Regions from separate parts of the Homo sapiens genome. Here all the other regions are linked to region 1. A link is a loop called in an ENCODE intact Hi-C map of the cell type or tissue named here. Cell type or tissue: CD14-positive monocyte. All regions are shown on one strand.

Region 1 (8,000 bases):
CCTAAAATCTTGTCATAAATAGCAAGAATATAGTATAATCATGTTGCCCTGCCCCCCCCAAAAAAATTTCTTTCTTTCTTTTTTTTTTTTTTTTTTTTGAGACAGGGTCTCTCTCTGTCACCCAGGCTGGAGTGCAGTGGCACGAACTTGGCTCACTGCAACCTCTGCCTCCTGGGCTTAAGCGATCCTCCCACCTCCCAGCCTCCCAAGTAGCTGGGACTACAGGCGCATGTCACCATCCTTGGCTAATTTTTTTGTGTTTTTCGTAGAGAGGGGGTTTTGCTGTGTCACCCAGGCTGGTCTCAAACTCCTGGACTCAAGCAATCCACCTGCCTCGGCCTCCCAGAGTACTGGGATTACACGTCTGAGCCACCATGCCCAGCCCAGAAAAAAATTTCTATCATCTTTTGCTACCATTTTTGCTGGCACTACTAAAAGCATTAAAATGTGACAGCAGTTCCATTGCCTCCACATCTATGTACAATTTCTAATACCATTTTTGCTCTGGTGCTGATGGTTTCCTGATATCAGGTAGGGTGGAGTACAGGGATGCTTCTACCAGGAGTGTGATTATACAGCCACTGCCTTTATTTCTGGCTTTGCCTTTGTGATATGGTCTATCAGATGATTGATAAAATCTATCTAGAGTAAGGATATAAGACAAAATAAAGATACTGTAATTAAGGGGAAAGGGAGGCTAGAGGACATGGCTCAGTATCCCCAAGTCTTTTATTTAGGATATGGGTTCAGCTACTTCTGACTTGACTTAAACAGTGACAAAATAACAATGGCTTAAACAAGATAGTTTATTTCTCTTCATGTAAAAATTTGAATGACAATTTAGTGAAGGTGACAAGGGCCCACGCTTCTGCTAAGGTCCAGGCATTCCTAGAGTGGTATATGATAGATCATATGGTATAAGATAGATCACTTCCATAGCCACAGAGTATCCAGTTATTAATACAAACAAATGAGAAGAGGAAGGGGAGAGCAAGTCTTTCTTTGTTTTTAGAGCACAATCCAGAAGTTGAATTCCTATCTTAGTCACATTAAATTGGCTAGAGTATCGTTACGTAGTCAGACCTAGAGTTGCAAAGGAGACTGAAAAAATGCAGTTTAATCTGAACAGCCATGTGTCCAGGTAAAAATTCTGTTATTAGGGAAGAAAGAGAGAATGAATATTGGGAAACACTTTCAAGACTCCCACACCAAAGTACTACCTAAATATTTTATTCTTCCTATGTTTGTGTGAGGTATTGAGGTTTTATAAATGTGCACATAATTTTGCAATTGTATTTTTATTTATATTACACAGTAAGAAAAACAGAATGTTCTATATTTATAGTCTTCCTGTTACAAATATGCGATTAGAGCTTAAAGAGTCATAGTATCAGAATTAGAATGTTAATATTCCCACTCAATATACTGAGGTCTCATTTTCATTATGGTGGGTTTACTAACTGCCCCATATACTTCGCAGGGCTGCTTTGAAGCTAAAATGAGATCATTCATATGGGATCACATTAAGCTGCTAGAAATTAGAAAATGTACATGAGATAGTATAAATTTTACAGTCACTAATTTAAGTTTCTTTTCATTAGACGCTGTTGGAAGCTCTGACTGTGGCAGTTGTTGGTAAGCCGTAACTGCATTTCTATATGTTATAATAACTTTTTAATGTAGATAGATCTTTCAGGTAAAAAGGTATTTGGGGCTAAAGTTTAACATCATGGAATATCATATTTCAGAAATATAGCATAGGACAAATAATTTCTAAAGTATAAGCAAAAGTTAGATATTTATCGTTTACATATTTCAGCTGAGCTTAGAAGTGGAAAAGAAAAATAAAAGGAATGGAGAACAGTATTTCATTTGTTTACCCATTTAGAAAAATAAGACAACTATAGCTAATCTTTTCCCTAATTTAAAGTTATCATCAAGTAACTGAGAACATGTGTTCTGAGCCACGTACTTTGATCATATGTATGAGCTTAACTCCTTTAACTGGCCTGTGCCAAACTGAACTGTGCTTTAACATTATATCCTCATATTTTATCAAATGGCACTGCAAGAAACAGTGGTAATTTCTGCTCTGTATTTCATGTTAAATATGTGTTTGAAGGCCGTTTCTGTTATAATTACTTGATGTACCCTATGTAATGCCTCAAATAAAAAATTTCAGTAAATTAAGAATAGAAATTCTGATTGTCTCAAAATGGTTAACCTTGAGTACCAAAAAGGTCAGAGTTAATTATTACTCTCCATAATAGCAAGTTGTTTATCCTTATAGTTAATATATTTAACTCTTCCTACTTTGTCATTAGTTTTTTTAACCTTTCTATGCCAGTTTTGTTTAATCTGTATGTTTTTGTAATCTCTTTTTAAAAGAATCAATATAAATAAATAGTAATAAATAATAAATAGGATTGAAGCTTCTTAACAGAGAAAGGAAGTATTATTAATATTTACTTATTATTAATGTTACTTACTATTAAGGTTATCAAATCCATCTCTCCCTTCTCCAGCCCCTACTATGTATAAAGAATGTAGGAGAGAGATTCATTTCAGGATTATTGGAATTGGGGGTAGAAAAACATAGATGAGGTAATCTGAGAACATTATTTTCCTCAGTAATTGCAATATCTTTTCAACCTAATCGTATACTTAAATTACTGACAAGAAGCAAAATGGACTTCATGTCTTATCTTTTCCATGTTCACCTTCCTAATCCTGTAATGGCATAAACAGAGAAATTCCAATCATGTAGCATTTAATGATAGAAAGAACATGAATAATTACTCCCCTGAAAAATTAAAAATTACTTAAATGGCTTTGGGTTCAAAGCAGTTAACCTCCAAGAGGTTATAACTTTGCAATTTATTAAAATGTTAAGGAGTTTTATTACAATAGCCATAATTGAATGGATGATTATTCTAAAATTACAGAAAGGAATTTGGCATATATTCAGTAAACCCCAAAATAATGTACTCCAAGATAATACACATTTGGATATAAAGCAGTTAGTGGTTGGTTTCTGTCCTCTGCAGGGTAAGTGAATGGTAGGCAACCCCAGACAGCCCCAATATTTTTCTTTCCCAATTTCCTTGATTTGGGCTGATAAACCAAGTATAACTAACTAGATGATTGCTGGATTTGCTGCTACTGTCCAGGAATTCCCAGCCAGGCAGGAGACCCAGAATCATCCCTATTGATATTTAAACCATAATGGACAATCACCACAGATGGTGGTAAACTGTGCCTGGGACAGAGATGGCTGAGAATCACTCCCATACCTGTAGAACTCCAAACTGGCTACAGGCGTGATAGCTCTCCAGTCATTTCATTAACTTGGTAATAATGTGACCTCTGATTTTGTATGAATGAATTTTTTGGAGACTGTTAATTGCATTATGGGTGTGGTTTCACTGTACCCATGTAGTCAAGGATGGATAAGAAATCTTTTCTAATTGTTTTTATTGGCATAAAGTACAGGAGAAAATGAAGCATTTCTATAAAATGCCAGAAAAAGCTGTTTTGTATTGAGCATGTTTATATGCATGTTAATCAGTGTTTTAATTTTACAGTTACTTTCTATGATGTATATATTATTCTGCAAGCTTTCATACTGACTACTACAGTATTTTTTGGTTTGACTGTGTATACTCTACAATCTAAGAAGGATTTCAGCAAATTTGGAGCAGGGTAAGTTGTATATATTCTTGGATATAATAGATAGATGTCTTTAATTATTATAGGTGGTTTTGAGGAATGTGCTACACTGTTATTTTTGGGTACTGTCTTTTAAAATGGAGGGTAATAAGAGATCATCTCTTTGAGTACTAGGGCCAGGTCCTACTCCTAGAACATACACAGAAATGGAAAGTGGCTTTGACTTATTTGCTTCTCTCCTATAGTGAAAGGGAAGTGAATTAAAAAAAAAAATAAGCTTTCCAGAGAGTTTAAGCTTGTATGCTTTATTAACATTATGGAATTTACTGAAATTACTTCAGTCTTTGTCTTAGCATAAATGTTACCAAGACCATCCACGTCTTCTTGGAAGAAGCGCTGTAATTAGTACAGGTATTGAAAGGGTCTGCATGAACTTTAAGACCTTTTGATCCATCTAGATTAACCTGTATCCTTCCTCAAACAAATATACGGAATGATCCTTTTTATATTAGGATTATGGTACAGCATTGCCCTCACCTGGTAGGAATGCATAGACTCTTTTCTAAGCTCACAGTGGCTTCCTGTTGGCACAGTCACCCAACCGTTTTCTTTTTCCTGTTACAACACTATTTACAAAACTCTGCTCTTGCTAAACTTTCTTTCCTCCCCCACCCCTTTTATTCTGGTAATCCAGAACACCAGAAGTCTCTATTGAGATAAAATATAGTTGGTCAGCCAACACTGACAATTGCGCGAGCTGCTTAAATAGTTTCATTAGAATGGAGTTTGATTTAGGGAGAGGTAACATTTTCTATTTTCTTTTCCTTCTTTGGAAGGATGTTTCATACATATTTGTGTGGCATATATGATGAAAGTTTTGTTCTACTTCCTCTTCTCAACCCAATCTCCAACTGTTCCCTCCCTTTCATTAATTCCAGTATCATCTCTCTTAAATCCTTTTCTGGTAAACTTGCCTTATATTTCAGCCTCTTCATAATAAATTTACATTGATTGATAGAAATGGTATTACAGTGATCATATATAGATCTGAGACCAGATATTTCTGAAGTGCGTCTGTCTGTGTCTGCTGTTTCTGATAATTCTTATGATATTTTCTTTCTTTAAGTGTTCAGTTATTTTTGACTATGTAATTGTCCTTGAAAAACTATTTGTTGAATTTCTTTGAGGCCTTGATTGAAGGTGCACTTTTCCATACAGTATTTGGGTTTTCGCCTAGCATCTGGGAAAACTATTGGATTGGGTCCACTTGAAACTAAATTCATGGCTTACGATGTTTTCCCAACCACACAAGTGTTCTTCAGTTAGACTACAAATCAGCAAAGGGATAGCTTGTGGTGACAATTTCCCAGGGATGGTTCTTCTCTGCCCCCACCCCGCAATTTACCCCTGCTTAGTGCATTGATGACTTTTCTTGTAGTTGGGCAAATTCAGCTACAGTACTATGATTACTTCTTTGGGTTTCCACTTTTACCTAGATTTTGATTTGATAATTCCATTCTACCTTGACAGTTATTTGATGTTTTTAAGAACGTATTCTTTGTTTTCTCTTTTATGCATCATTTCAGTAGTTTTTCGGGGTGGGACAGGGGCAGTAATTAGTCTGGAATAGTTCTTACTTGCTGTAGTACTGGAAACGGAACCCTTTCAAAATTGCCTCTTACCTGTATTACTACAACCAGCCTCTCTATTCTCCAGTCTTAACAGTTTCCAGCCTCTTTTCCACCAAGCAGTTGGGTGATACAAAAATGGAAACTTGATTACAGTATACCTATTTAAAACCCTAACACTTCACTACTGCTCTTGGTATACAGCCCAGTTCTCCACTGAATCACATCTACTGCTATTAGTTACTGGATATTGCCATGTAATGACTCTCTAGCAAAATCCTAATAATAATTATACTTTGGTCAGTATGCCATAGATTCAGCTACTTAAGAGTAGCACTTTATTGCATTTTAAATAAAACTTAATGGCACTACTTACTGTGACGCCTCAAAGCCAAAGTGGTTGTGGAAGCTGAGTGCCAAAATGGATATAAAGACCGAGGGAAAAGATTTTCTGTGAAAATATTTTCTAAAAAGTTTATAGGCTGTTCCTTCTGACCTGTTTATGGGACATAATAGGGACTGAAGAAGTGCGTTAAATGTTTGGATGTATGGTAGTATCAGGCAATGGTGGCAGTGCTTCATAGATTGACTTAAAGCTGTGATGTTTTTACAACATCATTATCCTGTGGTAATTCTGCCACAAAAGGAATTAAATCTCAGAACTACATATGATAACTGTGGCAACTGGTCATTGGTGTGCTAGAGTTGCCTTGTGCCAGCTTATGAGGCATCTTGCAAGTCAGTTGTTAAACTGCTGGAAGTTTAAAGTAGGCCATGAAGGATGTATGTACACCACAGAAATTAAGAAGCACTACAAATCAGGGCTCATTTTCTTTCCTAGAAAGTCAGTTTACTGGTACATCACTGTTTGTAAGTTATTTTTTATTCTGTGCTTCTTGTTGAGAGGGATGAGGGTAGGATTTGTCAGTCTTCTAGATGGAGTTGTTAGAATAGCAAAATCAGCACTATGTCCATGGTATATCTTATCTATATTCTCAGAAAATTTGCTCTCTTTGATGCTTAAATATTTAATGAGATGTGAGTCAGAGTAGAGTGAACTAACAACTTAGGCAGAATATTTGTAGGACATGACTTTCAAATCTTTACCTGTTACAGTATCTACAGAGAATGCTGTCATAAACTGACAAGTCTTAGGCTGAATTTCTTACCAGAAACTTACCAAATGGAGCCTGTGACCCTAAATAACTGTTTTAGTGTGTGTACACTTAGGTTGCTGGGTGGGGCATGCTGCTTAACCAGGGAGCCTAAGTGTGTCAGATTTCAACTTGGATGTTGTAGTGGAGAAAAGGTATCTGTTTTAATATGTATTGTCAATAGTGTCTGATCAGGCTCAAATGTAGGATCTTGTCCAGTTAGTGAATAAGAGTAAATTAATGTCCAGTGACCTCTGGCAGCCCTATCCTAATGTCTTATTAGAAGCCCACAAGAATTGGAGAGGATTTTTCATGGGTCTCGTGTTTCTGAATGTCTTGTGAATGATGTGCTGACTGCTCTTTGTTCCAGACAATCTTTTTAAGGGTTTTTTTTTTCCAATAGTGAACAGCCTGGAAAGATAGAAATAGTGCTCGCTAGAGCAGAGGGCAAGCATGTTTACTTTCCATTATAAAAAAGACTTGCTTCCCTAAATTCAAGGTTCCTCTCTTGTAACACAACCCACTGTGTGTGTAGGTGTCATGTGGCCCTCTTAGCATCACCTGGGCCCTGTCATAAAAATGCTGATACTACTGTTATTACTGTAAACTGTCCTTTATCTCAGACCTAGGAGCTTGATGCATCCATGAAACTGTGCCAGGCTAACTTGTTAGCCTGCAAGTAGGGTAATATCTCGGATGCTGTAAGTTCTTAATATCACCTTCCCCATACCCCATGGTGCAGGAACGTTGGAATTTCCCTAGGCTTTAAGAATGAAAAAGCAAATCCTAAGTCCCTTTCAGTCCTGAAGGATCTATGTTGTGAGGTAGCATGATACCTCATTCTCACTTAGGTATGCCAGATGTATCCTGAGAAATTTTAGGGCCATTTCAGAGAGACAGCTGAGGACTAGATTCTCATCATGCCTTCATTTCACCAAATAGCATTACAATAAATAACTCTGTTACTGTGAGAGAACTTATTTTGTATGAGTTCAGTCCTTTTGCATTTATTTATTTATTTATTTTTTAATGGTATCTTGGTAAATGTTCTTTGTGCACTAGACAAGAATGTGTATTTTGCTGCTGCTGTCGGATGATTTGATAAATGTCAATTAGGTAAAGTTGGTTCATAATGTTAAGTGTTCTATTTGCTTACTAATTTTCTGCCTACTTGTTTTATCAATGTGAGAGGGGTGTTGAAATTTCCAACTACAAGTATGGATTGGTCTATTTCTTATGTAAATTCTATAATTTTGCATCATATTATTTTAAACTTCATTTTTAGATGCAGAAACATTTAGGATTGTTACGTACTCTTGGTGAACTGACCCCTTTATCATTATGAAGTGACCTTCTTTAGCTCTAGTAATATCATTGCCCTAAAATCTATTTTGTTATTAATATAGCAACCCCAGCTTTCTTCTTAATTTGTGTTAGCATGTTAGCATCGTATATGTTTTTCTATCCTTTTATTTTTAATGTATTTGTGTCTTTATATTTACAAGGTTTTTTTTTTAGAAATCATAGTTGGATCTTGGTTTTTAAAAAT
Region 2 (8,000 bases), 260 kb before region 1:
GCATACCAATAGGTCTTGGCTCTCTCTTTATCCAGTTTGCCATTCTGTGTCTTTTAACTGGGGCATTTATCCTGTTTACATTTAAGTTTAGTGTTGATATGTGTTAATTTGATCATGTCATCATGATGCTAGTTGGTTATTTTGCAAACTTGTTTATGTGGTTGCTTCATAGTGTCACTGGTCTGTGCATTTCAGTGTGTTTTTGTAGCAGCTGGTAATGGTTTTTCCTTTCCATATTTAGCTCTTCTTTTAAGAGCTCTTGCAAGGTAGGCCTGATAGTGATGAATTCCCTCAGCATTTATATGTCCGAAAAGGATCTTATTTCTCCTTTGCTTATGAAGTTTAGTTTGGCCAGATATGAAATTCTGGGTTGGAAATTATTTTCTTTAAGAATGTTGAATATTGGCCCCCAAACTCTTCTGGCTTGTAGAGTTTCTGCTGAGAGGTCTGCTGTTGGTCTGATGGACTTCCCTTTGTAGGCGTCCTGGCTTTTCTTTCTGGCTATGCTTAACATTTTTTTCTTTCATTTCGACCTTGGAGAATCCAACGATTATGTGTCTTGGGGTTGATCTTCTCCTGTAGTATCTTATTGAGGTTCTCTGGATTTCCTAAATTTGAATGTTGGCCTGTCTTGCTAGGCTAGGGAAGTTCTCCTGGATTATATCCTGAAGTACATTTTCCAACTTAGTTCTGTTCTCCCCTTCTCCTTCAGGTACCCCAATCAGTCATAGATTTGGTCTTTTTACATAATCCCATATTTTTGGAGGTTTTGTTTATTCCTTTTTATTCTCTTTTCTCTATTCTTGTCTGCCTGTCTTATTTTAGAAAGATAGTCTTCAACTCTGAGATTCTTTGTTCCACTTAGTCTATTTGGCTATGGACACTTGTGATTGCGTTGTGAAGTTATCATGTTGTGTTTTTCAGCTCCATAAGGTCATTTATGTTTGTCACTAAACTGGCTATTCTGGTCATCAGCTCCTGTAATGTTTTATTATGATTCTTAGCTTATTTGAATTGGGTTAGAACATGCTCCTTTAGTTCAGTGAAGTTCATTATTACCCACCTTTTGAAGCCTACTTCTGCCAATTCAGTCATCTCAGCTTCAGCCCAGTTCTGTGCCCTTGCTGAAGAAGTGTCGCAGTTATTTGGAAGAGAAGAAGCACTCTGGCTTTTTGAGTTTTCAGCAGTTTTAAGTTGATTCTTTCTCATCTTTGTGAACTTATCTACCCTCAATCTTTGAGGTTGCTGATCTGTGAATGGAGTTTTTGTGGGGTCTTTTCGTTAATGATGTTACCGTTGTTGCTTTCTGCTTATTTGTTTTTCTTTTAACAGTCAGGCCCCCTTCTGTAGTGCCGTTGTGGTTTGCTGGGGGTCTACTCCAGACCCCAAGCCTGGATCCCTCCTGTGACAGCAAAGGCTACAAAACAGCAAAGATGGGAGCCTTCTCCTTCCTCTGGGAGCTCTGTCCCAGAGGGGCACTGACCTGATGCCGATCTGGAGACCTGGAGACCCCTGTTGGGAGGTCACACCCAGTCAGGAGGAACGGTATCAGGGACCCGCTTAAAAAAGCAGTCTGGCTGCCGCTTGACAGAGCAGGTGCACTGTGATTTGGGGAACCACCCTCATCCAGACCACCCAGACCCTCCAGAGCCAGCAGGCAGGAAAGGCTAAGTCAACTGAACAAGAGAGACCATGGCTTCCCCTCCTGCAAGGGGCTCCATCCCAAGAAGATCAGAGTTCTATTCATAAAACCCTGGCTTAGAGTGAATTTCTTAATCTTGGGTTTAATTTGATTGTGCTGTGGTCTTGAGAGACTGTTATGATTTCAGTTATTTTGCATTTGTAGTTGCTGAAATTCCTGCAGGTGGTCTATAAGGTTCTTGTACTTGAATATTGATATCTTTCTCTATGTTTGGGAAGTTCTCTGTTATTATCCCTTTGAATAAAATTTCTACCCCATCCCTCTCTCTACCTCGTCTTTAAGGCCGATAACTCTTAGATTTGGCCTTTTGAGGCTATTTTTTAGATCTTGTAGGTGTGCTTCATTGTTTGTCTGTTTGTTTGTTTGTTTGTTTGTTTGTTTTGAGACAGAGTCTCACTCTGATGCCCAGGCTGAGTGATGTGGTGCAATCTCGGCCCACTGTAACCTCTGCCTCCTGGGTTCAAGCGATTCTCCTGCCTCAGCCTCCCAAGTGGCTGGGATTACAGCTGCACACCACCATGCCCAGCTATTTTTTTTTTTTTTTTTGTATTTTTAGTAGAGACGGGCTTTCACCATGTTGGCCAGGCTTGTCTCGAACTCCTGACCTCAGGTGATCTGCCCACCTCGGCCTCCCAAAGTGCTGGGATTATAGGCGTGAGCCACCATGCCTGGCCCAGCTTTTTTTTTTCTTTCATCTTCTCTGGCTGTGTATTTTCAAATGTCCTGTCTCCAAGCTTACTAATTATCTCTTCTTTTTTTTTTTTTTTTTTTTTTGAGACGGAGTCTCGCTCTGTCGCCCAGGCGGGAGTGCAGTGGCGGGATCTCGGCTCACTGCAAGCTCCGCCTCCCGGGTTCACGCCATTCTCCTGCCTCAGCCTCCCAAGTAGCTGGGACTACAGGCGCCCGCCACTACGCCCGGCTAATTTTTTGTATTTTTAGTAGAGACGGGGTTTCACCGTTTTAGCCGGGATGGTCTCGATCTCCTGACCTCGTGATCCGCCCGCCTCGGCCTCCCAAAGTGCTGGGATTACAGGCGTGAGCCACCGCGCCCGGCCACTAATTATCTCTTCTGCTTCATCAATTCTGTTGTTAAGAGACTCTGATGCATTTTTTTAGTGTGTCAATTGCATTTTTCAACTCCAGAATTTCTGCTGGATTTTTTAAAATTATTTTAATCTCTTTGTTGAATTTATCTGATAGGATTCTGAATTTATGATCTGTATTATCACACACTCAAAACTTTATTGTTTACTCAAAACAGTAATTTAGAATTCTCTGTATGAAAGGCCATACATCTCTATTTCTCTGTGATTGGTCTTTCGTGCCTTATTTAGTTCACTTGGTGAGGTCGTGTTTTCTCAGATGGTCTTGATGCTCATGGATGTTCATTGGTGTCTGAGAATTGAATTGTTAAGTATTTATTATAGTCTTTGCAGTCTGGGCTTGTTTGTACCTGTCCTTCTTGGGAAGGCTTTCTAAGTATTCGAAGGGGCTTGGGTGTTGTGATCTAAGTTTTTGGTCACTTCACCTGTATCTCCATTAGGGGGCACCCCAAGTCCAGTAACACTATGGCTCTTGCAGACTCAAAAATACTGCCTTGGTGGTCTTGGGTAAGATCCAGAAGAATCATCTGGATTACTAGGCAGAGACTCTTGTTCTCTTCCTTTTCTTCCAAACAGATATAGTCTCTCTCTCAGTGCTGAGCTGCCTGAAGCTGAGGGGTGGTGGGGTGACACAAGCACCCCTTGGTCACCACCACTGAGACTATGCTGGTTCAGACCTGAAGCCAACGTGGTACTAGGTCTCAACTATGGCTGCCAGTAAACCCTTACTGGCTACCACTAGGCCATGTTCACTCAAGGACCAAAGGCTCTACAATCAGCAGGTGGCAAAGCCAGCCAGGGTAGTATCCTTCTTTTCAGGGCAGTGAGCTCCCCCTGGCCCCTTGCAGGTCTAAAGATGCCATCTAGGAGCCTGGTCCTAGAGTCAAAAACCTTAGGAATCTACCTGGTGCTCTATTCTACTATAGCTGAGCTGGCACCCAAGACACAAGACAAAGTCCTTCCCATCCTTTCCTCAAGGAGAGAAGTCTCTCCCCCTGGCCACCACTGCTCCAGGCCCATGGCAAGTACTGCCTGGCTATTGCTGATGTTCACTCAAGACCCAAAGGCTCTTCAGTCAGCTTGTGGCGAATGCTGCCAGGGCCGGGACTCTTCTTTCAAGGCGATGGGCTCCCCTCTGTCCCAGAGCAGGTCCACAAACGTCCAAGAGCTAAGGCCTAGAATCAGGGAACCCAAGAGCCCACTTGGTACTCTACCCTACTGTTGCAGAGCTGGTACCTAAGCTTCAAGATAAAGTCCTTTTTACTATTCCTCTGCTTTTCTCAAGCAGAAACAGCCTCTCCCCATAGCCACCACAGCTGGGAATGTGCTGGGTCACACCTGAAGCCAGCACAACTCAGAGTCTCACCTAAGGCCCACAGCAAGTACTACCTGACTACTGCTGCTGATTTTATTTTTTTATTATATTTAATTTTATTTATTTTTTGAGACAGAGTCTCATTCTGTTGCCCAGGCTGGAGTGCAGTGGTGCAATCGGCTCACTGCAACCTGCACCTCCCAGGTTCAAGTGATTCTCCTGCCTCAGCCTCCCGAATAGCTGGGATTACAGGCGTGCACCACCACGCCTGGCTAACTTTTGTATTTTTAGTACAGACCGAGTTTCACCATGCTGGCCAGGATGGTCTTGAACTCCTGGTCTCAAGTGATCCACCCACCTCGGCCTCCCAAAGTGCTGGGATTACAGGCATGAGCCACCGCGCCCAGCCATGCTGCTGATTATTCAGGGCCCGAGGGATATTTAGTCAGCAGGTGAAAAATGCTGCCAGGACTGGGTCCTTCCCTTCAAGGCAGCAGGTTCCCTTGCAGCCCTGGGTGTGTCTAGAAATGTTATCCCGGGGCAAAGACCTAGAAAAGGGGCCTTAGGACTCTGCCCGGTGCCCTGTCGTACTATGGCTGAGCTGATATCCAAGTTGCAAGACAAAGTCTTCTTTACTCTCCCCTCTTCTCTACTCAGTTAGAGTGAAGGACTCTCTCTGGGAGTTGTGAGCTGTGCTGTGTAGGGCTAGGGGAGGGGTGTTGCAAGCACTCACTTAGCCACCCCAGCTGGTTTCTCACTAGGTCACATGCCCCCCAAGTCTACTGGCTCTGAGCTCAGCACAGCATCAGGGCTTGTCCAGGAATTGCTGTCTTTGTGGCTTTAAACTGTCTTGAGTTTATTTAGTACCCAAGAACACTTTAGCGTGCAGCAGTGAGGCGTGTTGGAACTCAAGTTCTGACCACCGGAATGGGTGATTCCCCTCTGCCTAGGGCTGATCTAAATGTTCCCTCCGTGGATATCAGCTGACTTCTGCCCAGTGTTGCTTTCCGCTGTGACAGGGTAGCACTGAGTTTCAATGCAGTCTCTCCCTCACTGTGTTCTCCCTCCCACAAGTGCACAGTTTTTCTCTCCATGCCATGTGGCTGCTGCAGAAGGAATGGGGGAGGGGCCGGCATCATCAGTTCAAGACTTTCTTTCCTACCCTCTTCAGTGCCTCTTTCAATGATATGAAGTTAAAACCAGGTACTGTGATTGCTCATCTGATTTTTGGTTCTTATAAAGGTGCTTTTCTGTATGGATAGTTGTTAAATTTGGTGTTCCTGCAAGGAGGATGATCAGTGGAGGCTTTTATTCAGCCACCTTGCTCCGCCTCCCTCCTGTTACCATTTTCTAGCTACAGGCAGGAGGTGGGGAGGGTCCCCAGAGAGTCTGGGGCATGCATTTTTAGAGGGTAACTTAAAAGAAGGGAAGGGAGAATGGATGCTGGGAGACAATTAGCAGTCTCTGGCACAGATATAATGCATAAAAGGCTGTTCTTACAAATCTGTGTATATATACATATACACACATAGAAACATATACATACTACATTCACATTATTTTTTTTGTTGTTTCATTATGGACCTTAAAATTTTTTTCAACAGACCTACCCTGGTCCACAGCCAGTTTTAGAGTCTCAGTGGCCACTTTCCAAATAAGAAGCTATGGATTCATCTATAAATTTTCATGCTACTCTGGCCATAGTGAGTTTCCAGATGCAAGTGGAAGTAGCAGAGGTGCAAGCCTTAGGCTTCCACTAACTCTATTACACCTTGCCTTCTGTCATTCTCTTAATGCTCTCCTAGTATCTGGACTACCAAGGATCAAAAGTAATACAACAATATGGAGAAAGACAAGGATACCTGGGTCTATGCAGACCCTCGCCCATTACCTCCCTTCCTAGGAATTGTATGCTTCCTGAGTGACACATATGTTCTTGTTTAATTGAAAAAAGTATAAGAAAAAATGTTTTTAATACTCTGCAATTTAATATCATGGCAGGCAACCCAAATAAGACTAGAAGAAGGGAGGGAGTTGTCAATGAAGTACAATTTAAAAACAGTTGAACCTCTTTTCCTCTAAAGACTACCATAATGCTGCATTATGCTTAATGCCTCTTTAAATGGCCTAGTTAAGTGCTCATCATTAGTCATGTGTTACTTTGCATTCACTAACAGAACTGGGACCCTGGAACTTGGGGATAAATTGCTCGCAATAGATAATATCCGGCTGGACAACTGTTCCATGGAAGATGCAGTTCAGATCCTCCAGCAATGTGAAGACCTGGTGAAGCTCAAAATCCGCAAAGATGAAGATAATTCAGGTATTGAGAGCATCCTTAGTTAAAACTGATTTTTCGAACTGCCCATCTGTCACCAAAGATATTAGATCTTGATGTTTTACATACAACAGCTGGCTAGTGATGTGGCAGCAGTGTTTCACAGCTAAAAGAGTCTTTAAATTTTGTGCTGAGAGTGTAGTACAAATTTTAAATAATGGTGCTTGTAAATGATATCATTAAGATATTTTCATTATAGAAAACATATTATAATTGCATGAAAATAATTTTTAAAGATGAAATCTAAATCATCATCTAATACAGTGAAACTGGTAGTTTTCTAGTTTTTATTGGTATTCATATGGCATAACTATAACCAAGTGAATGTTGCATTTTTTTACCTAATTTTACATTGTAAACATTTGATCGTTTTATAAACTCTTAATATCTATCATTTTTATTGACTGCCTGTGATTTACCTTTCTTCTCTTCTTAAATCACTATATTGCTTCCAATTGTTTCATTATTGTAAATAGTACTCTTATAGACATCTTTATGCATAGATATCTTTATCCAGCTTTTTTTTTCTTTTGAAATAAGAAAATATTCCTAGAAGCAGGATGGCTGAGTAAGAATACAAAGGAAATGTCTATGATTCCTGATGAGTCAGTCATGCCCCATGTTGCTTTTCAAAAGGGCTATACACATTTTTTAGGCCCTCCAATCAAACTTAGGAGGGCATAGAATCATATCTGAAGAGCTTGTTAAAACACAGATCCTGGCACCACCCCAGGTGGGACCTGAGATTCTGGATTCCTAATAAACACCCAGATGCTGCCACAGCTGTGGTGCAAGGAGCACACTTTGGGTAGCCCTGAAATAAGAGACATCTTATCTGATTATGATAAGAATATAGAGCCAATTGAAAAGTGTCCATTCACCAAAAGAGTCAGCTAATGTGGGGAATTACAGAATGTGATATGGATCCATAAAGTAAACGTTTAATTTACAATTTTGCCAATCTCGTGGGTAAAGTCAAGGCCTTTCCTATTAATATGGTTCTGCTGATTATACTTACAAGTCTTTTTGTTTGTTTGCCTAAACCGTATCCACAATATATATTTTATGATTTCCAGTTTTATTTTGGTTTGGTTTGGTTTTTAATGCAGTGAGACTTTAAAGAATTTATAGCAATCTGAATTCTTCCTCCACCTAGATTTTGGTTTTCCCCAATGTTGTAGAGTTTTTCCATTAGGTAATTAACAGTAGATGTTTTGTTTGTTTGTTTCTTGTTTTGTGTGGCACACCCAGGCTGGAGTGTGCCATGGAGTGCAGTGGCGCCAACTCTGCTCACTGCAACCTCCACCTCCCAGGTTCAAGCAATTCTTGTGCCTCAGCCTCCTGAGTAGCTGGAACTACTGGTGTGTGTCACCTTTCCTGGCTAATTGTTGTATTTTTAGTAGAGATGGAGTTTTGCCATGTTGGCCAGGCTGGTCTCAAACTCCTGACCTCAAGTGATCTGCCCACCTCGGCCTCCCAAAGTGCTGGGATTACAGGTGTGAGCCACTGCGCCTGGCCATAGATTTTTGCCTAACGAACCCT
Region 3 (8,000 bases), 44 kb before region 1:
ATGGAGAAACCCTGTCTCTACTAAAAATACAAAAAAAAATTAAGCCGGGCATGGTGGTGCATGCCTGTAATCCCAGCTACTCGGGAGGCTGAGATAGGAGAATCATTTGAACCCGGGAGGCGGAGGTTGCGGTAAACTGAGATTGCGCCATTGCACTCCAGCCTAGGCAACAAGAGCGAAACTCCATCTCAAAAAAAAGATAATAATAACATAAAAAAACACATCTATTTAAAATTTAGAAAGAAAAGAAAAGAAAAAAAGAACATAGAATATGCAGTCTGATCATCTGGTTAGAATCTTAGTGTGCCATTTAGAAGACTGTGACTCAAGGCAAGTTACTTAAATTCTCTGAGAATCAGTTCACCTATCTATAAAATGGAAATAGGAAGAGTGTCTACCTGATAGAATTGTTGTAATAAGTAAATGAGATAATCCATGTAAAATGCTTACCACAATGGCCAATAGTAAGCCTTGACAGGAGGTAGCTTTATTATTATTACTACTATTATTTTGAATCTTTATTGAATATACAAATGCACACTTAATGTGATTTTACATTTAATTTTTAAAGTAATTATTAATGATTTATATAATAATTTCCCTTTTCTTTCTTGAGAGGAAGAAAATTGAATACAGCCTATTATATATCATTTGCAAAAAGCGTTTCTCAGTACATCGTAAGTGTTGAGAGGTTTTTACGGTGTCAGCTGCTCCAAATAATTTAATTTAAATACCAATCTATGGTAATGTAATCAGATGAGTTGTCTCCAGAGGTTCTGTATGTACTACGTTATCATGTCTGTAACGTAAACAACATATTTCATTTGGGCTTTTGGGCTCTTGCTTTCACTAAAAGCCATAAAGTCATCAATGATAACCACAGAATATATTATCTTGTGATTACATTATTTTTAATAACAATACTTGACAAAAGTGATTTGAAGAGTACTATGTAGAATATGTTTAAAAATAAAAGTAATTAAATGAAGTAATGAAAGAATGTAGTAAAATATCTGTTATATGAAGACACTATTAAAAAAGAGAATTTGGCCTAAGCAATGGCTTACCAATCAGGTTGTGCCTCAGACTCACTCCTGGGGCTTGACAAAAAATGAAAGAAGCTGGACCCTCAACCCAGACTTCCTGAATCAGCAGCTCTAGGAGTGGGACCTGCATCTGTGTATTTAAAAGACTGCATAGGTGATTTGTGTTTGTGAATGACTGGCTTACCTTATCCTGCACACACTGGTCATATCATATAGGCTGCTATATGAGCTGCCTTTGTAAACATAACCTGACACTCACCGTCATCAAGAATCACGATCGGCTCGAGAGAGCTTTACTTAGTATATTACAGTTGTTTTCTACATTTAAGCTTGGGCTGTCAGCTGTCCTGAGCATACAAAGGACTGCCTCTTTGATTCAGTCCTCTGTCACTCTCCTTCCCCTCTCGAAGGTCAAGTTTTCCCTACCTGCACCTCTTCCCCTCTTTCTCCCTTCGCTGTGCCCACAGGAAAACTCGGCATGTTTAGCACAGGCAGTTGCCTCAACACCCTGAACTGGGCTAGCCTTGCCTTCTTGCTGAGCCAAGAACTTGTGCAGCACCTGGTCAGGGCCAGCTCAGTAGTCCAGGCAGTCAGTAGGCATGACCACCTGCACAATGAATTACAGCTGAAGTATCATGGAGTAAACATTTTAGACCCTTTCCCTGTGAGAGAATGAATACACAAAGGGACAATGGCCAGCTTATATATAAAAATAGAACTCTGCAGGCAATGTACATCAACCAGTCCAAGAAACCAACCTACCGTCTACAGTATCTAACAAGTTAAACTATCAGTAACTGGGTTAAACTGTAGCAACTAGCCCAGGCAGCCAAACAAGAACCCCTGTAGCAACCTGTCTCAAATGGCCAGGACTTGAATAATTACTGACCACTTCCTCAATTTTTGCTCCTACTTCCAACTTAGGGCCAACCAGAGAAAGCCAATTATGTACCCCTAAACAAACACACAAAATACCCCCTTTTAGGTAGCTCAACTACAGCTTCCCCATATCAACAGCCTCCAATCAGGACACAGCTGAAGCCTTCTTCTCCCACCCTCCTCCATCCTCTGTCTGCTTTTGAGTCTCTGCCAAACACAAGCAATGGTGCTGGCTCCCTTGCTTTGAAAAAAATAGCTTTTGTTTGTTCTCATTTGGGTGGTCCTCATTCATTTTCACCACTAGGAAAATAGGGCTGCATGCTTGAAATGGATCACTGAATTGTTCTTTGATGCCAGAAATGTCTGTACTTTAGGGAGGCTGTTAGATGTGGCCAGAAAGAACACAGCAGTAAGGGGAGAAGTGTAGAGTAGCTGGGGTTAAGGACATAAGCCTTGGATCCAGACTACCATGGTTCAGATCCTGGCTCTTCCATTTCCAGCTGGTGAACCTGAACAAGTTACTTAACCAATTTGTACCAGTTTCCTGACCTGTTAAAAAAACACTGGCGATGATAATGACTCACAGAGTAATTGGAGAAGTTATATGAGACAAGCCATGTAAAGCATGAATATCTGGATTTCAATGCTATCAACAGAAAGAGAGAGAATAATCTGCCTCACTAATTTACCACACCCACCTGGCCCCATTCACCAACATTAAACTGGACTAAAAACACTTTTCTTTCTCAAAGTCAGTAACTCTAGGAAATCAACGGGTATAAATACTGTCCACGCCAAAATCCATCTCAAAAAGATCTGATGGGGAAGTGACCTTATCCCTCAAAATCCCTCAAATGCACACTGGAAATCTCGTTTTCTAGAAATCAGACTTTTTTTTTTTTCTTAAGGGCCATAACTTAAAATTACAGAGCTTAAAATATATAAACATTTTTTGTATAACCAGAAGCCCATTGCTACAATTCAAAGACTGTCACCATACTGTTCATCAGTAACAAAGAAAACTCTCCTCTTAGGCCTTCTGCTAGTCCTGGTAAGAAAAATCCTATTTCAGACCATTAAAGCTAAGTTATTTTGACATAATCATGATTCTTTTCAATAAACATTAAACATGACATTGTGGAATATCAAATCTAACCAAAAATGCCTGTACTTAACAAAACGAAGATTTTTGTCCGAATTATCTCTGGCTACACTCAACACTTCCAGCAGGCAGTTGCTCAACTTTCCAATGTCTGCATAAAATACAGTTCTGAAGCCAATTTTTTTAGATTAAAATAAAAAGCCACCCTTTAGCATAAACCTTCATTCAACGAAATTGGGTAAATAAGATTTAATTAAGAAAATTAGGAGCCGCGTTCATTGCAAACCGTAGTTTACTTTAGCATTTCACTTGTAATTAAGTTAGGGGCTTAGGGATGCATTGAAAACACCAAAGGATAAGTATCTCAAAGTTCTAAAAATGTCTCAATACTAAAATGATGTTCTGGGGTGATTTTGCAAGGACCAGAAGACATCATACATTGCGAACCCAGTGAGGGTGGCATCGCGGACGAACAGAAGATGCTTTCACGCTGGTTATCTGTCTTTCCCAGGCCTCGGCTCCCTTGACTTTGCAGCGATACCCAAAATTCTTTGAAAGAGAAGGGAGGGAAGGCATCTGGGTCCCAGGGAGTCTCTGCATCCAACCCAGGAAAGGAGGGGGCCGGCTCCCTGGCGGGAACTTCCCGGAGGCCGCGCCAGCCCCGCGAGGGACCCCAGCCATGCAGGGCGACGCCGAGCGGGCCCCGCGGCGCGCTGGGCTCCCCCGCCGCCCCCGGCCGGTCCCCGCCGACTCACCCAGGCCGCGCCAGCCCAGCGCGCCGTCGCAGCTGTCCAGAACAGCGCAGAGCTCTCCGAGCAGCGCGGGCGGCAGGTCGAACAGCAGCGTGTGCGCCGACAGCGCGCCGCGGGCCCCACAGTTCCCCGCCATGGCTCGGCTGCCCGAGCCCCGGGGACGAGGCGGAGTCCAGGTCCCTGCACGCCTGCGACAGGCCGTTACACAACCGCGGAAATCCTGCTTCCACGACGGCAGCAGAGCCCTAGGAACACGCCGTTCTCCGGTCACTGCAGGGGCGGTGCCCACGTGACGCAAGGCGCGCCTCGCCCGAGATGCCCCTGCGTCCGCCTGGCCAGGCCTGGGGGTTACCCGACCCGGGTTCTCCCTTCGCTGGCTTTGCGCCCCTTCACACCTCTGCGGTGGGGACGGAGCTGCCGAGACAAGCAGAGTGCGAACTGGAGAAAGCCCAGAGCTCAGAGCTCCCAGGAGCCCACCGTGCCCCACGGCTAGGCGGTCTCCTGGTGTGGACGGCTAGCGGTGTCATTACTTCTTACAAAAGTTTATTTTTGAAAGCTTCTCCCTTCCTTCCTTCTTCCCTTCCTTTCTTTTCTTCCTTTTTTCTTTGTTTTGAGTCAGGTTCTCACTCTGTCGCCCAGGCAGGAGCGCAGTGGCGCTATCTCAGCTCACGGAGCCTCCACCTATTGGGCTCAAGCGATCCTCCCACCTCAGCCTCCCGAGTAGCTGGGACCACAGTCGCACGCCACCACGTCCGGCTAATTATTTTTTTTCGTTTTTCGTAGAGAGGGAGTGTCGTTATGCTGCCCAGGCTGGTTTCAAACTCCTGGCCTCAAGCGATCCTCCCACCTCCGGCTTCCCAAAGTGCTGGGATTCGGGGTGTTAGCCACTGTCCCGGACTACTTCTTTTTTATCCTGTCAGAAAAACTATCCATGTTCATCGAGGAACACTTGGAAAACCCAGAAAAAAACTGAAAAAAGAAGATAATCACTCACAACCCCACTCAGCCCATCACACTCTAAAAGTTTTGACACATTTTCCTCCCAACTTTTACTGAATTTAAACAGATAAAAATGTACATATATGGGATTATTATTGGAAAAGATGAATGTAGATACCAACAAGAGAAAAACAGAAAAGACACCAAATCAGCGTAAAATTATGTTCGTTTTCTTCACGAGGCGGCCTCTCCTCCATACACCTACTTGGTTTTAATAAATTTTCTTCCTCATGGGCTTCCTTGATGAAATATCGTTCCATCATTTTTTCCTTCCTCAAAGTGCTTCACACAATCTTCCTTTTTGCCTTCAACATGGAGTTTAAGTAAAATTGTTGTTTTGAAATCTTCACGGAGTTTAAGTAAAATTGTTGTTTCAAAATCTTCTAGGTCACATGAGGCATGTTACCAGTGACAAAAAGTTGTTTTGAAAGTGGTGAGAAAAATCTCAGCCTTAGTGACTGGAAGAGTGGGCAGTGGCCATCAAGTGAAAACACCAGAGGTGTTTTGAAACCTCTCAGATTGTAGTCTTTGGAATAGCTGCCCCTAGAGATCACGAGTGATGAAACACTATCATTTCATGCCCCTACCTGAATGGTTTTGCCAGCGAAAATACTTCATAAAAATGTATCTGAAAACTGGCAAAGCCCATACTGTGTGGGCAAGAATTTCGATATCCCGTTGTTCAAGGTTTTATTGTCAATCTGTACACACTGTACACCTACCTACCTTCCTTCCTTCCTTCCTTCCTTCCCTCCTTTCTTCCTTCCTTCCCTCCTTTCTTTCTTATTTGTTTTTTTTAGTCGCTCTGATTGCCCAGGTTGGGGTGCAATGGTGCGATCTCGGCTCACTGCAACTTCCACCCCCTGGGCTCAAGCCATCCTCCCACCTCAGCCTCCAGTACAGCTGGGACTACAGGTGCATGCCACCATGCCTGGCTAACCTTTGTAGTTTTTGTAGAGACGGGGTTTTCCCATGTTGCTCAATCTGGTCTCAAACTCCTGGGCTCAAGTGATCCACCTCCCTAGGCCTCCCAAGGTTCTGGGATTACAGGCATGAGCCACCACACCCGGCCCTCTATACATCTCTTAAAGGGACTACCTGAACATGCTGAGCAACAGAGGCAAAAGGCCATTAATTATTTGGTAGCTTTTGAATTGCTACTACAGGGAGGCAAACTCACTCAGAGGAAACAGGAAATCACTGCAGATGAGGGAAGCAATCAGAAAGGCCTGCTTTACCAGATCTTGTAATTTACCAAGAAGCAAGGATCCTAAGTGAAAGCTAGAGTATGTGAAATTTCCTGTATTTTCAGTGTTGGCAGTCGTTCTCAGACCATGTTGCCTTCCTATTCCTAAAACTGTCTTGAGTTTTGATTTTTATATCATCAGGTTGTATCATCATGGTTGCTATCAACTGCTGATCTCCCCGACTCCAATTCCTTCTCCTCGTTTTTAGACTCTCTAGCTCCTGGCTCATTGTTGCTCTCTCCAGTACTAATCCTATCTTAGTTCTCAGTGATTTAAAATATATGTAGAATAACTATTCACAATAGCAAAGACATGGAATCAAGCCAAATGCCCATCAATGATAGACTGGATAAAGAAAACGTGGTATGTATACACCATGGAATACTATGCAGCCATAAAAAGGAATGAGATCATGTCCTTTGCAGGGATAGGGATAGAGCTGGAGGCCATTATCCTCAGCAAACTAACACAGGAACAGAAAATCAAATACTGCATGTTCTCACTTATAAGTGGGAGCTGAACCATGAGAACACATGGACACTTGGTGGGGAACAATGCATACTGGGGCCTGTCAGGGGAGGGGGTAGGGGGAGGCAGTGAATCAGAAGCAATAGCTAATAGATGCTGGGCTTAATACCTAGGTGGTGGGATCATCTGTGCAGCAAACCACAATGGCACATATTTACCTATGTAACAAACTGCACATCCTGCACATGTACCCTAGAACTTAAAATAAAAGTTGATGAAACAAAATTAAAACATACACACACACACACACACACACACACATATATATATATATATATGTAGAATAGATGGTGATCTTTCCAATGCCCTGGCCTCTCATTTCCTTGACTCCTCTTCTCTGGTGACATTGTACTCCACCCAATGCTCCATTTCAGACACTTACTCCCATGAGCGTCCCCTAGAATTTGTCATTATCAATAGCTGCATCCCATCTATAATTTCTTTCATGAATCCACTCTCTGATCATACCTCCTGTCTTTCTAGCACATTCCCTCTAGTACTCTGACCCCAACAATCCTGTCCCTTCACCAGATATCCAATCCAAAATCTTGCTGCCTCTTTTCTGGCTCCACCCTCTTGACATCCTGACTTTTCTGCTTATCCATTAAGTCTGTGGTCAATTATTTTATTCACTCCTTTGCATATGCTCTACATTCCCTTGCTCCTCTCTCACTTTGTTGAGCTCTCTTGGCAAGTTTGCAATTCTGATTAAATCCAATTTTCTAAGTTGGCTCCACACCCATGCACCTGAGTGTAGCTGGGGAACGGGGTGGAAAACCAAAATCCTGTTAATTGAACTCAATTTAAAATCAAGGCCAAGACTCTCAAGTGGGTCCTTTATGCCACTGGACAAGCATACTATGCACCTTTAGCCCATGCATTCTTCTGGTCTCCTTGAAAGCTATGCTATACTTTCTTTTTTCTCAACTCCCATCATCCTGTCCTCCACCAATTATCTTGAGAATATTTATTGAGAATACTGATGCATCAGGAAAAAACTTCCACGGAATCTCACTACTACATCGAACTATCTACTAGCATCTTTGCCAACATACTCTTTCTTCGTGTTTTCCATGGATGAATTATCTAGGGTCCTATGTAAATCATTATACTTCGTTTGTGCACTGGATCCTATCCCTATTACCATTTCAAAGGCATCAAGGGCACATGCTTTCCCTGGTCCCTGTTACATGATCAGTTTTTCACTCTTTACCACCTCAATTCCATCAGCATACAAATATGATGTTGTTTCTTTCAACTTAAACCAAAATTTTTTTAAATTTTATTATTATTATACTTTAAGTTTTAGGGTACATGTGCACAACGTGCAGGTTTGTTACATACATATACATGTGCCATGTTGGTGTGCTGCACCCATTAACTCATCATTTAGCATTAGGTATATCTCCTAATGCTATCTCTCCCCACTCCCCCCACCCCACAACAG
Region 4 (8,000 bases), 91 kb before region 1:
ACCAGATGCCCTGCCTCCCCTAACCAGATGAGGCAAGACTCAGTTTCTCCTAGAACCTGCAGGCTACTAAAACAGTTGTGCACCCCACCCCAACTTAAGTGTGCACTGCATCCTGCCTGGAATGCTACAAATCTGAAACCCTTTATTCCCCTGTGGGACTGCGGAGCTTTCTTTTTCATCCCCACTGAACCTAGGCAGGTCTGAGAGACACAGTATTCAAGCTTGTTTTTGCTTGTTGGTGCCTTCTGAGTCTAGGCACTCGGTGCAAAGGCCCAGTAATGGGTGTTCCTCCTTTAATTGTGAAACTCCAAATCTACCCACAACTAGCACAACCCCCCTAAGCCTGTTTCCCTGTTGGTATAAAGATCTGATACTGCTTACTTCACGGGGTTCTTACCAGTATTAAATGAGAAAACGTAAGGAGTGACACTCACAGAGGGCTCAAAGTATGCTTTAAAGGATATAGGCTGGCCATTGTCCATCCTATGTCCATTACCTTACCTTAAAATCCCAAAAGGCTTGGTTGCATGTCTCTAGAAGTCCAAAGACACCAACTCAAGGAACAAAAATACAGGGGGTTGTAGGATGTCCCTGGAAATCTGAGGACCCTTCAGTTAGTTAATGCCAACAAATTGGCTGAGTTTCAAATAGTTCCAGGAAGTTCTGGGCAAACGTATTTTCCAGACATTTTAAGACAATGGAGAGACAGAAAAAAACTGGCATGTACCGTGCATATGTGTATGTATCTATGTATATAAGTAAATGAATGTTGGGGATTAGAGTGGTGGCAAATAGAATTAATAGGGGAAATTTTAATTTATGTCATATTTAATTGTTTTGGCATCCCTTAGAAAAAATCATATTTGGATATTTTAGAAGAGGGGAGGCACTGGGGGAAAACAGGAAAAATCTGAGGAAAAAGAATTATATATATCTAAAATTTTTCTGAAAGATAAAAATAGGCTTTTTGAGGGGGTTATGAGGGAAAGGGAGGAGACTGATTAAAGAATCTTATCAGTCAAACAAAGAAAGACACTTTGCATTCCCTGTAGGCTTTGACATGCCTGTTAAACACTGAGCTGGGCTCCAACCTTCCCGTCTGGGGATAAAGGCAGGAGGAGCCTGGGTCTTCAGGCAAGGGTGTCCTGGTGGCAGGGAGGGGCCAATCTGTGGCCCCCTATGCCCTCTTCCCAACCACTCAGTTTTTCTAGTCTTTTGGAGAGGAAATTACCCATGCACTCACTCACTCTGACCTTACATCTCTGATCAATTTCCATTAAAAAAAAAAAAAAGTCCATTTTGAAGCAAATGGCTTCTTCTTTGTTTCTTTCCTAGACCATTTCCCTTGTATGAAAGACTGTTTCACTTGGCAGGAGACAAATGGCAATACTGATTAAAGAACATGATTTTATAGGAAACATTAGAAATGTTCACCAAGATTATCTCTTTGCTTTGGAAACATTAGCAGGAATGAAATGTCTGGGATGGAAAATGCTAAGGATAAAATGCATTTCCATTTAAAATAGTTCATAAATGTGAAAACAATTAAGCTCACTAAGGGCTAGGAGGGAAATAACAAGGAAGTTTACTGCCTTCAGATGCTTTTAAGTGATCCTGTAAGTCAAAAACATCTTCGTTTCTCCAATAAAAATGTGAGGGTCTTTGGCCAAGAATATAGGCTGCAACTTTTCAAGATTCTTTTCTTTAAGTCCTTTCCTTCTCAAATTCCACCACCTGGAAGCAGGTTTTGTTTTTATAACATTCTCTTTGAAGAGTTCAAATTACTAAGACATTTTTTAGCTAAATAAACCCCCAGACTTGTTGAAAACACCTTGGAAACATGGGCACTGCTTCTCCTGTGGGTGTTTCTGAGCTGTGTCTTTGACAGCTTCTTCCTTAGAAAGCTATCTACTCTCACCGCTTTCCAGGCCCGATCTCCTCTTCAATGCCTCTTGCTTCTGCCAGGAGTCCAATGTCAGCATTTCCAAGTTTCTGCACACTAATTATGCTCTCCTCTCCTTCCCAATTTCCCTGTCTCTGCTGATGACGCCAACATGCTTCCATTAATCCCAGACCTTTAATTCCTTAAAAAGTGCATGATGATTGGACTCACACAAACATGGAATGCAACCTCCCTTTTCCCTTCTACAGCCATGAGACAGAGGCCAGTCACTAATCTCTGTAAGCCTCAGCTTTCTCCTCTATCAAATGGAGATAATAACTGTAATACCTGAACTCAGGCTTGCTGGGAGGATTGCTAACAAGTTATTCAGCAGGCGTTGATGCCAGGTGAAAAGTCTCTGGCTCTCATTGAGCTCTCTCATCTGACTGCAGTCTATCTGCTACCCTTAAGGTATTAGTACTTACTATGCAGTCAGGACAAACTATGCTTTCTGCTGTCTTGGCCTCTCCCCATTCTGTTCCCCTCATCTTGAAAATACTCTCCCCTGCTTTATTTTTATCTGAGTCCTCTCTGCAGCCATAAGATTCACTTCCTCCATAAACTTTTCACTTGACTGCTCCAAATTCCAGTGCTCCTCCTTTCTCCAAAATTCCTGCTGTACAGCTCCAACGACATTGTTTGACACCCACAGGGAGCCCACCTGATGTTGTTTACTTAAGCATAATGTTGAGTCTATAGAAGATACTAAGTAAATATTTGTTGATATAATCAATTATGTAAAGAGGATTTGAAACTGAGGGTAGCCCTAGACTACTCAGTATAGGAATGGTGAATATGTGGCTTAAATGTTGCCATAACATTTATCCTCCCAAAACATCCTCCCATATTCTTGGCAAACATCAAAAATTTAGTTCAGAAAGCACCCACCATAGATTCTCTTTCAACCCTGCATGTGGGAAATCATTATCAATCAATCAGACATGGAACATGAGACAACACTGACTTGTCATCACTGCTATAGAATCCTGCAGAGGAGGTGAATGAGGCCCACAGGGTTGACATGACTTGTTCCATGCAAAACCGCTTAATAGCAGGGCCAGAACTAACACCTAGCCCCACTATTTTTCTGTTTGGTGCTCTTTTGATTTACTATAGTTAACTGAGACATCTTTTTACTCAGCTACTCATGAAAGACTAAGAGACTATTGATTTCAAAGAGAAATGAAATGAGCTTTTATCTCCTTTTTCTTTAGCTGTATATAGATAATTCCAGCGGCAAATGGGCAAGTCACAGGATTTTAGCTCCACAGAAAAGAAGTCTGAATAATGAGAGCTGCACCCAAATGGAGCTGGACCCCCACAACATGCTGGGCCCACCATACAGCAAGGGTTCAAGTACAGGTTGGATGAAGCACTTTTCTCACATTGTGGGGGGATAATTACAGCTCATTGCCAGGCCTGGGTTGTGCTTTCAGTCTATCACCTCACTTCCTCCTCACAATGCTGGGAGAAGGTGGAGCACTGTCACCCCAGTTCCAGATGAGGTAAGAGACTGAGCCTCAGGGGATTAAGTGACTTGCCCAAGATCACAGTGCCAGAAAGTAGAGGAGTAGGGATTTGTACTGAGATCTATGTGACCCCAAAGGCCACACTCTTAACCAGTGATGAGAGACAGGGACAACAACGAGATCGCTAGGGTGGCTGGTAAAGAAGGGGAAGGACAGATGAAAGACTAGGGAGAGGGTGTTTCAGAAAAACAGGCATTTCAGAACTTTGACTAAAACCTGCTCCAGAGTGGGCAGGTGGCTGGAGGCGCCTCCCTAAACATATCTGACCTCATTCTGATTTGGAAGCTGATCAGGGTAAAGCTTGACCAGGATTTAAGAGAATACAGGGTCACGTTCTCCTGTAACAGTCCTAGACTCGTGAGTACAGAGCCCAGTACAAAAATAGGCAGGTGTAATGTCAAAGAATTTGACAGCAACAAGAGGTCACCTTAAGACTGTCTTGGTTGGCTCCGAATGTGCAAGTGCGAAAACTTTTGGCCACTCTCTGGCCACAGAAAGAGAAAAAAGACCTGGGTCTGAACTCAGATTTCTTTTTCTTTTCCTTTTTTTTTTTTAGACGGAGTCTTGTTCTATCGCCCAGACTGTAGTGCAGTGATGCAATTTCAGCTCACTACAACCTCCACCTCCTGGGTTCAAGCAATTTTCCTGCCTCAGCCTCCAGACTAGCTGGGACTACAAGCACAAGCCACTATGCCTGGTTAATTTTTTTTTTTTTTTTTTTTTTTGGTATTTTTAGTGGAGATGGGGTTTCAGCATGTTGGCCAGGCTGGTCTCAAACTCCTGACCTCAAGTGATCTGCCTATCTCAGCCTCCCAAAGTGCTAGGATTATAGGTGTGAGCCACCTCACCCGGCCTGAACCCAGATTTCTGGTGGTCTTCCCACATCCACATCCTCATCCTCATCCTCCCTCCTCCCTGCTGAAGACATGAGAACCATTTCACTTTGCTTTAGACAAAAGATGTTATTCACACTTTGGGCACCAGGCTGCTGAATAATGATTTTCCAACTTTCATTTTAAAAACTATTTTAAAACCATAAAAATGACAGATTATCAAGCTTCTTTACTGATAAAATTAATTACAGAGAATGATTGAACTGATAAGGATTTCATTTAGTAACTTGAGACTGTCTTTTGGAACTTTTTCCAATTAATTGGTTTGAGACAGTAAGGTCTGACGCCAAGTTATTTTTGTCTAATAAATTTTATGTTATTGCTAGACTAGAACATACTTCTTTAAATACAATCTAAAGAACATAAAGAAGTAAAAAAATAAGCCATTGAAAAATAAGCTATAGGTTCTCCAACCAAACAAAACGTTGTTGATATTTCGGTATATTTTACTTTTAATATTTTTTTAATGCATGAATTTGTAGTTATACAAAGTTATAATTATATACTATACGCTACTTTAATTTGGTCTTTTCCACTTAATCTCACTTTATATACATTGTTCCATGCTATTTCATACTATTTAAAAACATAACTTAATAATATCGGAGGACGCGGCGGCGCTGCTCCTCCGCTGCCGCCGGGAGAGTCGGCGACGCCGCCAGCTCCGCGCGCGAACTCCCGTCCATGGCACGCAGAGCGGCGGCTGCCCGAGCTGCTCGAGTCTCGCCCCGCGCCGCGCCGCACTTTTAGACGAGTGCGGAGGGGAAGTCAGCGCGGAGCTGCAGCCCCCGCCGGCCGCCGCCGCGCGGCGAGAGGGAGTTCCCAAAGCTGCCTCGGCCCGGGGCCCGGCCGGCCCCCTCCTTGCGTCCTCCCCCTCGCGGCGAGGCTGCCCCGCGCCCAGGCTGCCCCGCGCCCGCGCCCGCCGCCGCGGCCCGCAGCGATGATCTTCCCCAGCAGCAGCGGCAACCCCGGGGGCAGCAGCAACTGCCGGACGCCCTATCGCAAGCAGCAGTCTCTGGTCCCAGCCCACCCCATGGCCCCTCCCAGTCCCAGCACCACCAGCAGTAATAACAACAGTAGCAGCAGCAGCAACTCAGGATGGGATCAGCTCAGCAAAACGAACCTCTATATCCGAGGACTGCCTCCCCACACCACCGACCAGGACCTGGTGAAGCTCTGTCAACCATATGGGAAAATAGTCTCCACAAACGCAATTTTGCATAAGACAACGAACAAATGCAAAGGTTATGGTTTTGTCGACTTTGACAGCCCTGCAGCAGCTCAAAAAGCTGTGTCTGCCCTGAAGGCCAGTGGGGTTCAAGCTCAAATGGCAAAGCAACAGGAACAAGATCCTACCAACCTCTACATTTCTAATTTGCCACTCTCCATGGATAAGCAAGAACTAGAAAATATGCTCAAACCATTTGGACAAGTTATTTCTACAAGGATACTACGTGATGCCAGTGGTACAAGTCGTGGTGTTGGCTTTGCTAGGACGGAATCAACAGAAAAATGTGAAGCTGTTACTGGTCATTTTAATGGAAAATTTATTAAGACACCACCAGGAGTTTCTGCCCCCACAGAACCTTTATTGTGTAAGTTTTCTGATGGAGGACAGAAAAAGAGACAGAACCCAAACAAATACATCCCTAATGGAAGACCATGGCATAGAGAAGGAGAGGTGAGACTTACTGGAATGACACTTACTTACGACCCAACTACAGCTGCTATACAAAACGGATTTTATCCTTCACCATACAGTATTGCTACAAACCGAATGATCACTCAAACTTCTATTACACCCTATATTGTATCTCCTGTATCTGCCTACCAGGTGCAAAGTCCTTCTTGGACGCAACCTCAACCATATATTCTACAGCACCCCGGTGCCGTGTTAACTCCCTCAATGGAGCACACCATGTCACTACAGCCCGCATCAATGATCAGCCCTCTGGCCCAGCAGATGAGTCATCTGTCACTAGGCAGCACCGGAACATACATGCCTGCAACGTCAGCTATGCAAGGAGCCTACTTGCCACAGTATGAACATATGCAGACGACAGCGGCTCCTGTTGAGGAGGCAAGTGGTCAACAGCAGGTGGCTGTCGAGACGTCTAATGACCATTCTCCATATACCTTTCAACCTAATAAGTAACTGTGAGATGTACAGAAAGGTGTTCTTACATGAAGAAGGGTGTGAAGGCTGAACAATCATGGATTTTTCTGATCAATTGTGCTTTAGGAAATTATTGACAATTTTGCACAAGTTCTTGAAAACGTTATTTATAACGAAATCAACTAAAACTATTTTTGCTATAAGTTCTATAAGGTGCATAAAAACCTTAAATTCATCTAGTAGCTGTTCCCCCGAACAGGTTTATTTTAGTAAAACAAACAAACAAACAGATTTTTATCAAATGTTATGATGCAAAAAAAAAAAAGAAAAAGAAAAAAGAAAAGAAAACTTCAATTTTCTGGGTATGCACAAAGACCGTGAAGACTTATCCAAGTGCATGACCGGATTTTTGTGGTTTTGTTCATTTTGTGTTTAATCTGTGTTTTTTTTTTCCAGCTGTATGAAATGGGCTTTCTGAAGTTTAACTAGTCCGACTTCACCCATGGTGTTCTGTGCTTGCAGTGCGAGTGTTGCTGTAATTCAGTGTTGCCGTCAGTGTCTCTCTTCTTAGCTTTCCGGCCTTTTTTTTTTTCCGAGACGGAGTCTCGCTCTGTCGCCCAGGCTGGAGTGCAGTGGTGCGATCTCGGCTCACTGCAAGCTCCGCCTCCCGGGTTCACGCCATTCTCCTGCCTCAGCCTCCCAAGTAGCTGGGACTACAGGCGCCCGCCACTATGCCCGGCTAATTTCTTGTATTTTTAGTAGAGACGGGGTTTCACCGTGTTAGCCAGGATGGTCTCGATCTGCTGACCTCGTGATCCGCCTGCCTCGTCCTCCCAAAGTGCTGGGATTACAGGCGTGAGCCACCGCGCCCGGCCTGTCTTTCTTTCAATGCAGTGTGAAGTGTCTTATCCTTTTCTATGAATTCCAATTTGCCTTAACTCTTTTGATGCTGTAGCTGTTTCAGTAAAAGTTAGTTCAAACTAATGATGTAGAATGCTTTGACCAGATGAGCTGGTCTATTATGCCTTGTAAAACAGCAGCATAGGGCTTTTAAAAGGTAGTCAATAAAAGTTGCTGAAATTTTGGCTTTTTAAAAATAATAATAATAATAATAATAATAATATCAAAGGGTTAGGATAAAGTCTTTTGTGACTCATCACTCTGAAGCCCAAATACAGAAAAGAAAATAAAGGTAACAGCATCTTCCATTGTTCACTCCTCCAATAAAAACAGAGCCCTGAATTACTCTGGGAAAAGGCCACTGTTTAACACAGATTTTGAGATGTCCTTTTCTCAGCCAATTATCAAAGCCGTACAATAAAACTGCATCCCTCCTAGAAGCTATCTTCCCTTACATAGATTTAGAAAATTAATATGACAAAGGCAAAACAGGCAGGGATTTGGACAGCTCAGTCCTAAAAGCACTGAGCTACACACAGAGGGACCAACACTCAGGGAGGCCTAGGTTTAGAGCACAGTGGAGGATTCATTTAAAAGAGATTCAGGAGGGTAATCTAGGT

What was found. Hi-C counts contacts between places; a loop is a spot of excess contacts. Peaks named below come from ENCODE experiments on the same cell type or tissue, not always from the same donor. Only the 100,000 strongest peaks of a DNase experiment are listed, where the experiment ranks them.
Region 2: a loop joins it to region 1, with 3.0 times the contacts of the local background. A loop is called at or near these places in 32 of 110 quality-filtered maps.
Region 3: a loop joins it to region 1, with 2.0 times the contacts of the local background. A loop is called at or near these places in 2 of 110 quality-filtered maps.
Region 4: it touches region 1 in a loop (2.8-fold over the local background); 16 of 110 quality-filtered maps call a loop at or near these places.

What each region holds. Positions count from the first base shown.
Region 1 is chr12:66,141,543-66,149,542 of GRCh38, reverse strand. TMBIM4 (transmembrane BAX inhibitor motif containing 4) reads left to right here. Exons shown (of 7, transcript NM_016056.4): 4 at 1,602-1,635; 5 at 3,585-3,702. Among named protein-coding and RNA genes, the nearest start is that of LLPH-DT, 15 kb to the right of the region's middle. In CD14-positive monocyte, CTCF peaks have their summits at 3,990 and 4,189; DNase peaks (open chromatin) are centred at 4,252 and 4,562; H3K4me3 peaks cover 1,938 bases; H3K27ac peaks cover 5,732 bases.
Region 2 is chr12:66,404,726-66,412,725 of GRCh38, reverse strand. GRIP1 (glutamate receptor interacting protein 1) reads left to right here. Exons shown (of 25, transcript NM_001366722.1): 16 at 6,298-6,443. Among named protein-coding and RNA genes, the nearest start is that of HELB, 110 kb to the right of the region's middle. RefSeq lists an enhancer at 4,401-4,901. In CD14-positive monocyte, CTCF peaks have their summits at 3,052 and 3,256 (motif pointing right); DNase peaks (open chromatin) are centred at 3,255 and 4,985; H3K4me3 peaks cover 916 bases; H3K27ac peaks cover 1,819 bases.
Region 3 is chr12:66,185,215-66,193,214 of GRCh38, reverse strand. It overlaps IRAK3 (interleukin 1 receptor associated kinase 3), which reads right to left and starts at 4,001. Exons shown (of 12, transcript NM_007199.3): 1 at 3,783-4,001. The coding sequence starts at 3,915. RefSeq lists silencers at 3,667-3,826, 3,847-3,896. In CD14-positive monocyte, no CTCF peak of the experiment used is centred here; DNase peaks (open chromatin) are centred at 2,484, 4,034, 5,174, 5,774 and 1 weaker place; H3K4me3 peaks cover 5,879 bases; H3K27ac peaks cover 5,962 bases.
Region 4 is chr12:66,232,592-66,240,591 of GRCh38, reverse strand. The region is part of intron 8 of IRAK3 (interleukin 1 receptor associated kinase 3); the gene reads right to left. It also overlaps the pseudogene RBMS1P1. Among named protein-coding and RNA genes, the nearest start is that of MIR6502, 14 kb to the left of the region's middle. RefSeq lists a silencer at 5,101-5,380 and an enhancer at 5,441-5,520. In CD14-positive monocyte, CTCF peaks have their summits at 4,395, 4,594 and 6,450 (motif pointing right); DNase peaks (open chromatin) are centred at 301, 3,431, 5,151 and 6,381; H3K4me3 peaks cover 3,940 bases; H3K27ac peaks cover 7,080 bases.